2 separate regions of the Homo sapiens genome follow, and region 1 is linked to region 2. Evidence: read pairs that join two places in POLR2A ChIA-PET (ENCODE). Cell type or tissue: OCI-LY7. All regions are shown on one strand.

The links. ChIA-PET counts read pairs that join two places held together with the same protein. Peaks named below come from ENCODE experiments on the same cell type or tissue, not always from the same donor. Only the 100,000 strongest peaks of a DNase experiment are listed, where the experiment ranks them.
Region 1: POLR2A ChIA-PET joins it to region 2 with 5 read pairs; 2 of 35 experiments call an interaction of 5 or more read pairs at or near these places.

The regions. Positions count from the first base shown.
Region 1 is chr1:167,461,419-167,465,418 of GRCh38, reverse strand. The region is part of intron 1 of CD247 (CD247 molecule); the gene reads left to right. The region is part of intron 3 of LOC101928512 (a long non-coding RNA gene); the gene reads right to left. Among named protein-coding and RNA genes, the nearest start is that of CD247, 55 kb to the left of the region's middle. In OCI-LY7, no CTCF peak of the experiment used is centred here; no DNase peak of the experiment used is centred here.
Region 2 is chr1:167,355,610-167,359,609 of GRCh38, reverse strand. The region is part of intron 2 of POU2F1 (POU class 2 homeobox 1); the gene reads right to left. Among named protein-coding and RNA genes, the nearest start is that of POU2F1, 140 kb to the right of the region's middle. In OCI-LY7, no CTCF peak of the experiment used is centred here; DNase peaks (open chromatin) are centred at 2,099, 2,639, 2,969, 3,419 and 1 weaker place; H3K4me3 peaks cover 2,729 bases; H3K27ac peaks cover 4,000 bases.

The DNA.
Region 1 (4,000 bases), 110 kb before region 2:
AGGTGGAGGTTGCAGTGAGCTGAGATCACCACTGCACTCCAGCAGCCTGGGCAACTGAACGGGACTCCATCTCAAAAAAAAAAAAAAAAAAGAAAAAGAAAAAAAAAAGGAAGGTGGAAGGCATCTATGAGTGACTTTCTATCTCACTGATCTCCAGTTTATAAGGGACTGGCCACTGGAGGCAGGTTGGCCTAGCAGGGTGGTGGGGAGGGGGCTGGCGCCTTCTCCAACAACTCTGTGTATGAGGCTTGTAAACACATGATTCTCTGTCTGGATAGGTCTCTGAAGGAGAAGAAAGGAGGTGGGGAAGGAAGGAAAGAAATAAATATATGGACAGGAAGATTGAGTATTGGAGGGAGAAGAGAAAAAGCAAGAGATAGTGAAACCAATAAAAAGGAAATAAACGTAAAATGGAGACAGAGGGGAAGAAAGAGCTGGAATAATACTATGTGGCTCTCTAAAAGTTGCTGCAGTTTTTTTTTGTTGTTATTTGTTTTTTGTTTTTGTTTTTGTTTTTTACAGAGCACACACTGCAGATAAATAGTGCGATCTTGGGGCCTTTTCGGTAACTGTACTTCTATTCTTCTTTCCCTTTGCTTTTGTCTAATTAAAAGTGTCTGCCTTTAAAACAGAGACAATTGAAGTTTCAAGTTAGTGTTGTCATCTTCTGTCCCCAGGCATTTCAGAGCTAGAAAAACTACAGGCAAAATTCTCTGTAGATCCTTTTTGTACCCCTCTTCTTCTACTCACCCTGTTTCCCCAGCTTTCTACTTTTAGAATAGGAGTGGGGGCTGAGAAAGATAAAAATAGCTTTTGAGAATTCAAGTTATTTGGGCCCCTGTTTTGGGAGCCAGCATCCTTGTCCAAAGCAGAAAGCAGCCAGTCCTGAGTTTGAGGGAAGCTTCTCCCCATGGAGTTTCCTTAGGGGACTATTTCTGAGCCGTTCTTGGAGGAAGCAACCCCTAGAGATGTTCAGAACTGGAACTAAACCCATCTTCCCCTGAAGAAAAACAGGTTTTTAGGAACCCATCACTCAGCAGGGAGCCCTCTGTGTTTGGAGCCAAGTGTTTGGGGAAACAAATAAGCTGCCTTCAATCAGCCTGAGTTGGAAACGCAGGAAAACCGCATCTTCATGCTGGACTCCACTGCAATCCCAAGGTGATTTTAGTTCAAGGAGAGTGGCATCTGCTTGGGGGAAATTAGAAACTTCTTATTTCCATTTATAAATTAGGCTTTACTAAGGAAGAGAACTTAAAAACAGTTTTATTGTTGTCCACTGAAAAGACAATTACTTCCAGCCACAACTGGCACATTCCATGGTAAAACTAGCGCAATCAAACACACAACACTTTCCACCGTAGGGGCTTCTTTTTGAGGCTGTCATTAAAGGCATGTGTCTTATTAGCCAGTGTCAGGATTTCTGGGATGTTTTATTGTCTCGAGTAATGAGAAGGCCATTTCCAGGGCTGTGTGCTTTTTAAGTCAGCAAACAAAACATTAAAAACAAACAAACCTCCTTTTCTTTGTCACCATTTCTCTGACCATCCCCTGTAAATTCGTAGGACACGGTACTCACAGAAAAAGGAAAATTCATTAGCCAAATGAATCGCTGATTTAAATTCAGGCAATAGGTTGACATTATCCTTAATTGAATAGTTTTAGAAAATGAATCTATGTAGATCCAGATCAAATTCTAACCAATCATTACAATGGGGTCTTTTTTCTTGAATGTTCAAAGTTGATTTTCCTCCACAAAATAATAACTCTTTGGTGTCCAAGTAATAAATTAGCACAGTTCAGTTCAAGTTCCCACTAAATTGGAGGCTGAAATGTAGGATCAAGAGAAAGGAGATGCAAGTTACAAACCTAGATTCTAAATATCCCAGCAGACTAACTCCATGAAACCATCTTTTATTTTTTGTGAATAAGTGTATGTGTGTTAGCCTCCCTCTCCCTTTCTCCTTTTAAAAAAAGAAATGATGACTTTTTCAGGTCTCTGCTTCCAGATATGAGGGGCTTTAGGTATTTGAAGTCAGAAGGGAGGCAGGAATGAGCACTGCTAATTGGGTGCATCCTGGTGTGCTAATATAAAGGACAGCCAATGTAATCGTGGGTTTCTGAGTTTGCTGTCTGTACCTGGCCTGCCTGGAGACTAAGAAAGGCTTGCTGGCCCCAGGCCATAGGTCACATTGCAGCCTTGACTGTAATTCCCTGGACAATTCCTGCACCAGAACAGATAGTGTGACCTCCTATGCTAACCAGCCGAGAGCAACCCATGCTCAGTGGCAACGCAGAAAAGCCACAAACAGAACCCAGGAAGGGTTCCTGGGATGGCCCGGCGACTGCCCATCCTCCAGAGAGAGCTGGATCAAGCAAAAGAAGCAGTCCCCAAATTCTTAGGGCCAGGGATGCCAGGTAACCTGGCACCCAAGGCTATCTGAGGAGACAGGCAATGAGGCTATCAAGAGTAAAGATGGAAGAGCAAGCACAGATGATGGAGAAAAAAATAAGGCTGGTGGGAGGGAATTAAGGAGGGAAATGCAAGGAAGAGACAACTGAGAGGAAAACCAGAGGGAAGGAGTGTATCAGTCTGAAGACAGGATGACACAGGAGAAGGGGAGGATGAGGGCCGGAAGGGCTTCAGGCCTGCAGGGAGGGAGGGCAGACTTTTCCAGGGGGTGGGAGAATTGCCCTGGCCCCCTTTTACTGGTCCCATTCTTTGGACATTGTAGAGAGAACTCAGGTGGGGGAAATGGCCCAGCGGCGGGAACCCTGGCACACCTCTCCCAGCAGGGATCGGCCCCCAAAAGGAACAGTTCTCCTCCTTTTCTGGCTTAGACCAGGGCAGGCCCCCTGTGCAGCTCTCTCCCTTGGGTTCTCGTGTATGTAGATACACTTGTTTACACACACAGGCTCCTACACAGGCACATGCAGAGACGCCTAGGTCCCCAACCTGGGTTGTGACTTCTGTGTCGAGGAGAGCCATAGGAGGCACAGCTTTGCCAGAGTTCCTGCCCATTGCTGCGGCCTGTTCCCTAAACCACACTGGTCTGGCTTCATCGCTGGACTCACTGTGTGGCCCACAGAGGCCTCTTCTATGGTCACAGGGCCCCAGTGACATTTTGGGAGGGGCTTCAGGGACGCTGGCTGGTAACCCAAGAGCAACCCTAAATCCCAACTTGGTCCATGTCCTAGAATATCAAAGGAGAATCTTAAACCCTGAGTGGGATGAGGAGCCTCCTAAGCTTGAAGAGAGCCAGGTGGGGAGAGGGCCTGGGCTCCATGCAGGTTGGGCATCAGTTAGCCTGTGACAGTGGCCAAGTCCCATGAGACTTACACCATGCTAAATATTCAGCTTTCCTCCTGTGGGCATCCTATACTCTGTGAATTGGTCAGAACCAATCTTTAATCCAGCATCCTATCAGGCACACCTCCCTCCTGCTGCTGTGTGCCTGAAGAATGCAGAGTGATTTAGATATTCATTGACCTAAAGTGCAACTAAGGTTTGAGGGTGGGGGACACAAAAGGGAGGTTAATACAAGGCATCAAAAATGTACTTTGACTATTTTCTCCTTTTTTTTTTGAGCCTGTCGCCCAGGCTGGAGTGCAGTGGCGTGATCTCGGCTCACTGCAACCTCTGCCTCCCAGGTTCAAGCGATTCTCCTGCCTCAGCCTCCTGAGTAGCTGGGACTACAGGCGCCCACCACCACAGCCGGCTAATTTTTGTATTTCTGGTAAAGATGGGGTTTCACCATATTGGCCAGGGTGGTCTCGAACTCCTGATCTTGTGATCCGCCCGCCTGGGCCTCCTAAAGTGCTGGGATTACAGGCGTGAGCCACCACGCCCGGCCGACTATTTTCTCTTATTTCAAAATTACATATTCTTATACACTATGGAACTTGGAAAATAAGGGAAAGCATAAAGAAAATTTAAATCACCCATAATTTCACAAACCAGAGATGAAACCACTGCTAACAGTTGCTGTAATTTCTTCCAGTC
Region 2 (4,000 bases):
GACATGGAATCAACCCAAGTGCCCAAAACAGTGGATTAGATAAAGAAAATATGGTACATATGCACCGTGGAATACTATGCAGCCATAAACAGAACAAAATCCATGCAGTAATACGGATGCAGCTGGAGGCCATTTTCCTAAGTGAATTAACACAGGAACAGAAAACCAAATACCACATATTCTCACATTTAAGTGGGAGTTAAACACATAAGACACAAAGACAGAAACAGAAACTAGGGATTCCAAAAGGGGGAAGGGAAGGAGAAGGCAAGGGCTGAAAAACTACCTACGGTACTAGGTTTGCTACTTGGGTGACAGAATCATTAGAATCCCAAACCTCAGCATCAGGCGATATACCCATGTAACAAACCTGTGCATTTACCCCCTACATCTAAAACAAAAATAGTTTTTTTTTTTTTAAAAAAAGTCTAGTGTGTTTCAGGAGCCAGGGATGAGAAAGCTACAAGGATGGAGTGGTTTAATACTATTAAATGGTACAGAGAAGATAAGGATAAGAGCACTGAGAAATAAATAAATCCAAAGAAAATAGAGGGAAAGGTAATAATAAAGGTAAGACCAATAATGAATACCATTAAAAAAAACTTCCACATAATAGAAACACCAACTTGGTTCTTTCAAAAGAATCTTGTCACTTTGTAACGTATAAACTTCTGGTAAGATGGAACAAGAAAATAAGAGAGAAGGAGCAAACAAACAATTTAAGTGTAACAAAAAGGCCTATCAAAAACTGCTGCAGGTCAGGTGCAGTAGCTCAAGCCTGTATCCCAGCACTCTAGACAGGCTGAAGCAGAAGAATTACTTGAGGCCAGGAGTTCAAGACCAGCCTGAGCAGCACAGTCAGAACCTGTCTCAAAAAAAAAAAAAAAAAAAAAGCTGCAGATAATAAAAAGATTAAGAATATATTGTGAAGCGTTTCATGTCAATACAATTAAAACTTAAAAATGAATAACTCTATAGAAAATATAATTTATCAAGACTGACTCAAGAAGAAATAGAAAATCCATAGAGTCCCACAGCATTTAAGGAAACTGAATTAGTAGGTAAGTAAAAATCTTCCCAAGAGAATAAAAAGCCTTGTTGATTTTACCCAAGTGCTTCCAAAAATTCAAGGAACAAATAATTCTAATCCTCCACAAACGTTTCCAGAGAACAACAAAACCAGAAACACTTCTAACTCATTTTATGAGACCAGCATAACCTCGATACCATAACCTGATAAAGTGTGAAAAATATAAATACAAGCCAGTTTCATTCATAAACATATATGAAAAAATACTAAATAATAATAGCAAACCTAATCTACTAATATAAAATATTATGGCTAAGGTAGATCTAGGGAGTCTGAGGCAGGAGAATCACTTGAACCTGGGAAGCAGAGGTTGCAGTGAGCCGAGATCGCGCCACTGCACTCCTGCCTGGGCAACAAGAGCGAAACACCGTCTCAAAAAAAAAAAAAAAAAAAAAAAGAAAAGAAAAAAGATCAATTAGGCCAGATGCGGTGGCTCATGCCTGTAATCCCAGCACTTTGGAAGGTCGAGACAGGCAGATCACGAGGTCAAGAGATCGAGACCATCCTGGCCAACACGGTGAAACCCCATCTCTACTAAAAATACAAAAATTAGCTGGGTGTAGTGATGTGCGCCTGTAGTCCCAGCTATTCAGGAGGCTGAGGCAGGGGGATTGCTTGAACCCAGGAAGCGGAGGTTGCAATGAGCCGAGATAGCGCCATTGCACTCCAGCCTGAAGACAGAGTGAGACTCTGTCTCAAAAAAAAAAAAAAAAAAAAATCAATTAATAAGATTCACCAAGTTCAATAAAGGGCGGGGTGGAATCATATAGAAATCTCAAAAGATGCATAAAACTCTTAGACAAATACAATATCCACTTATGATAAAAATTCTTGGCATAAGGACTGGGTGTGCTGGCTCACACCTGTAATCCTAGCATTTTGGGAGGCTGAGGCAGGTGGATTATTTGAGCTCTGGAGTTTGAGATGAGCCTGGGCAACATGATGAAACCCCATCTCTACCAAAAATACCAAAATCAGCCAGGCGTGATGGTGCACACCTGTAGTCCCAGCAACTTGGGCTGAGAGGGGAAGGACTGCTTGAACCCAGAAGGTTGAGGCCGCAGTGAGCCCACGTCACACCACTACACTCCTGCCTGGGGAACAAAGTGAGACCCCGTCTCACAAAGAAGCGGGGGGGGGTGGGGGGGGGGTGGGGGGGGAGGCGTGGGGGAGGGGGGGCAATCTTGGCATAGGAATACAAGTTTCTTTAACTTGATAAAGAATAAGCATTAAAATAAATAAACATCATAGTTTATGGTGAAAAATTAAAAGCATTTCCTTTAAGATTAAGAAGAAGATAAGGGGGCCAGTTACTGTTACAATAGGTAGACAGGCATGAGCAGGGCAGAGGGCTCTTCCCTTGCCCACTAGGAATGTCGGGTGATGGTCTGGCAGTTTTCATATTGCCTAAGTGATAAATTGGCAGCCGGCTTCAGGGAAAGGCCATTTCCTAATGGTCCACACCTGTTGTGCTAAAGTGTTAATTGAAGGCAGGGACCAGGGAGAAGTAATTTCTTGAGCATGTGCATTAAGAGACAAAATGGCGGAATATGACCTTCTGGGGGCACACCACCAGAAAAGGGAAGAAAACCTCAGATGGGCATGTCTACAACTTCCTAAACACACTGCGCCTGCTCACCTCCCAAGGGTAAGGAGGGCACTACACATGTGGGCAGCCCACCTCAAGGGAAGAATCATGGGAAAGGGGCCAGCCTATAAAGTCCCAGGATCAAGGTTAAACACTGCACTTGACCTCGGTGCCTGCTTGGGACTCTTCTAAGTGTACTTTCCTTTCTTTCCTGTTCTAAAGCCTTTGTAAGTAAACTTCCACCCATGCTCTGAAACTTGCCTTGGTCTCTTCTGCTGCCTTATGCCCCTCAGTCGAATTCTTTCTTCTGAGGAGGCAAGAATTGAAGTTGCTGCAGACCCGTATATATTTGCCGCCAGTGACTCAAATACCTTCTACCGGTAACACATTTGATGCTGTGAAACTTGGATATTTGCCACTGGTAACACTACTACTACTTCTATCATACTCCAAGGCCTATCCAGCAAAACAAGACAAAAAAGAAAACATCTGAGTTGGAAAAAACAAAATAAAACCCTTTGCAGGTGATTTGTGTGTACAGAATGTTCTAAGGAATCTAATAATTTATTATTAGAATAAGAGAGTTTAATGAGGATGCAGCACACAAAATCTACTTTAAAACTGCCTTTGTGGCCAGGCAGGGTGGCTCACGCCTGTAATCCTAGCAGGCGTGAGCCAGGGCGGGCAGATCCCTTGAGCCCAGGAGTAGAGACCAGCCTGGGCAACATGGTGAAACCCCGCCTCTACAAGAAAAAAAAAAAAAAAAAAGAAAAAGAAAAATTAGCTAGGCGTGGTGGGACGTGCCTATAGTCCCAGCTACTTAGTAACAGTATAGTCCCAGTACTAAGTAACATACTTAGGAGGCTGAGGTGGGAGGATCACCTGATCTGAGGGAAGTCGAGGCTGCAGTGAGCCATGATCCTGCCACTGCACTCCAGTGTGGGCAACAAAGTGAGACCCTGTCTCAAAAAATAATAATAATAATAAAATTGTCTTTGTATATTCCAAATGAAAACAATTTTTAAAGATTTTATTTATAAACACTTAAAAGATACAAAGTCCTGAAAATAAATCTATCAAAATACAGCAAGTTCCATAGGCAGAAAATTATAAAACTTTATTTAAAAACAAAGACATGGCTGGGCATGGAGGCTCGCACTTATAATCCCAGAGATTTGAGAGGTGGGAGGATCGCTTAAGGCCAGGAGTTTGACACCAGCTTGAGCAACATAGTGAAAAAAAATAGTAATTAAAAATGTGCAGTTATTATAGTATGCCAGTTGTATAGACAGATGCCAGCTCAATATTGTAAAAATGTCAGT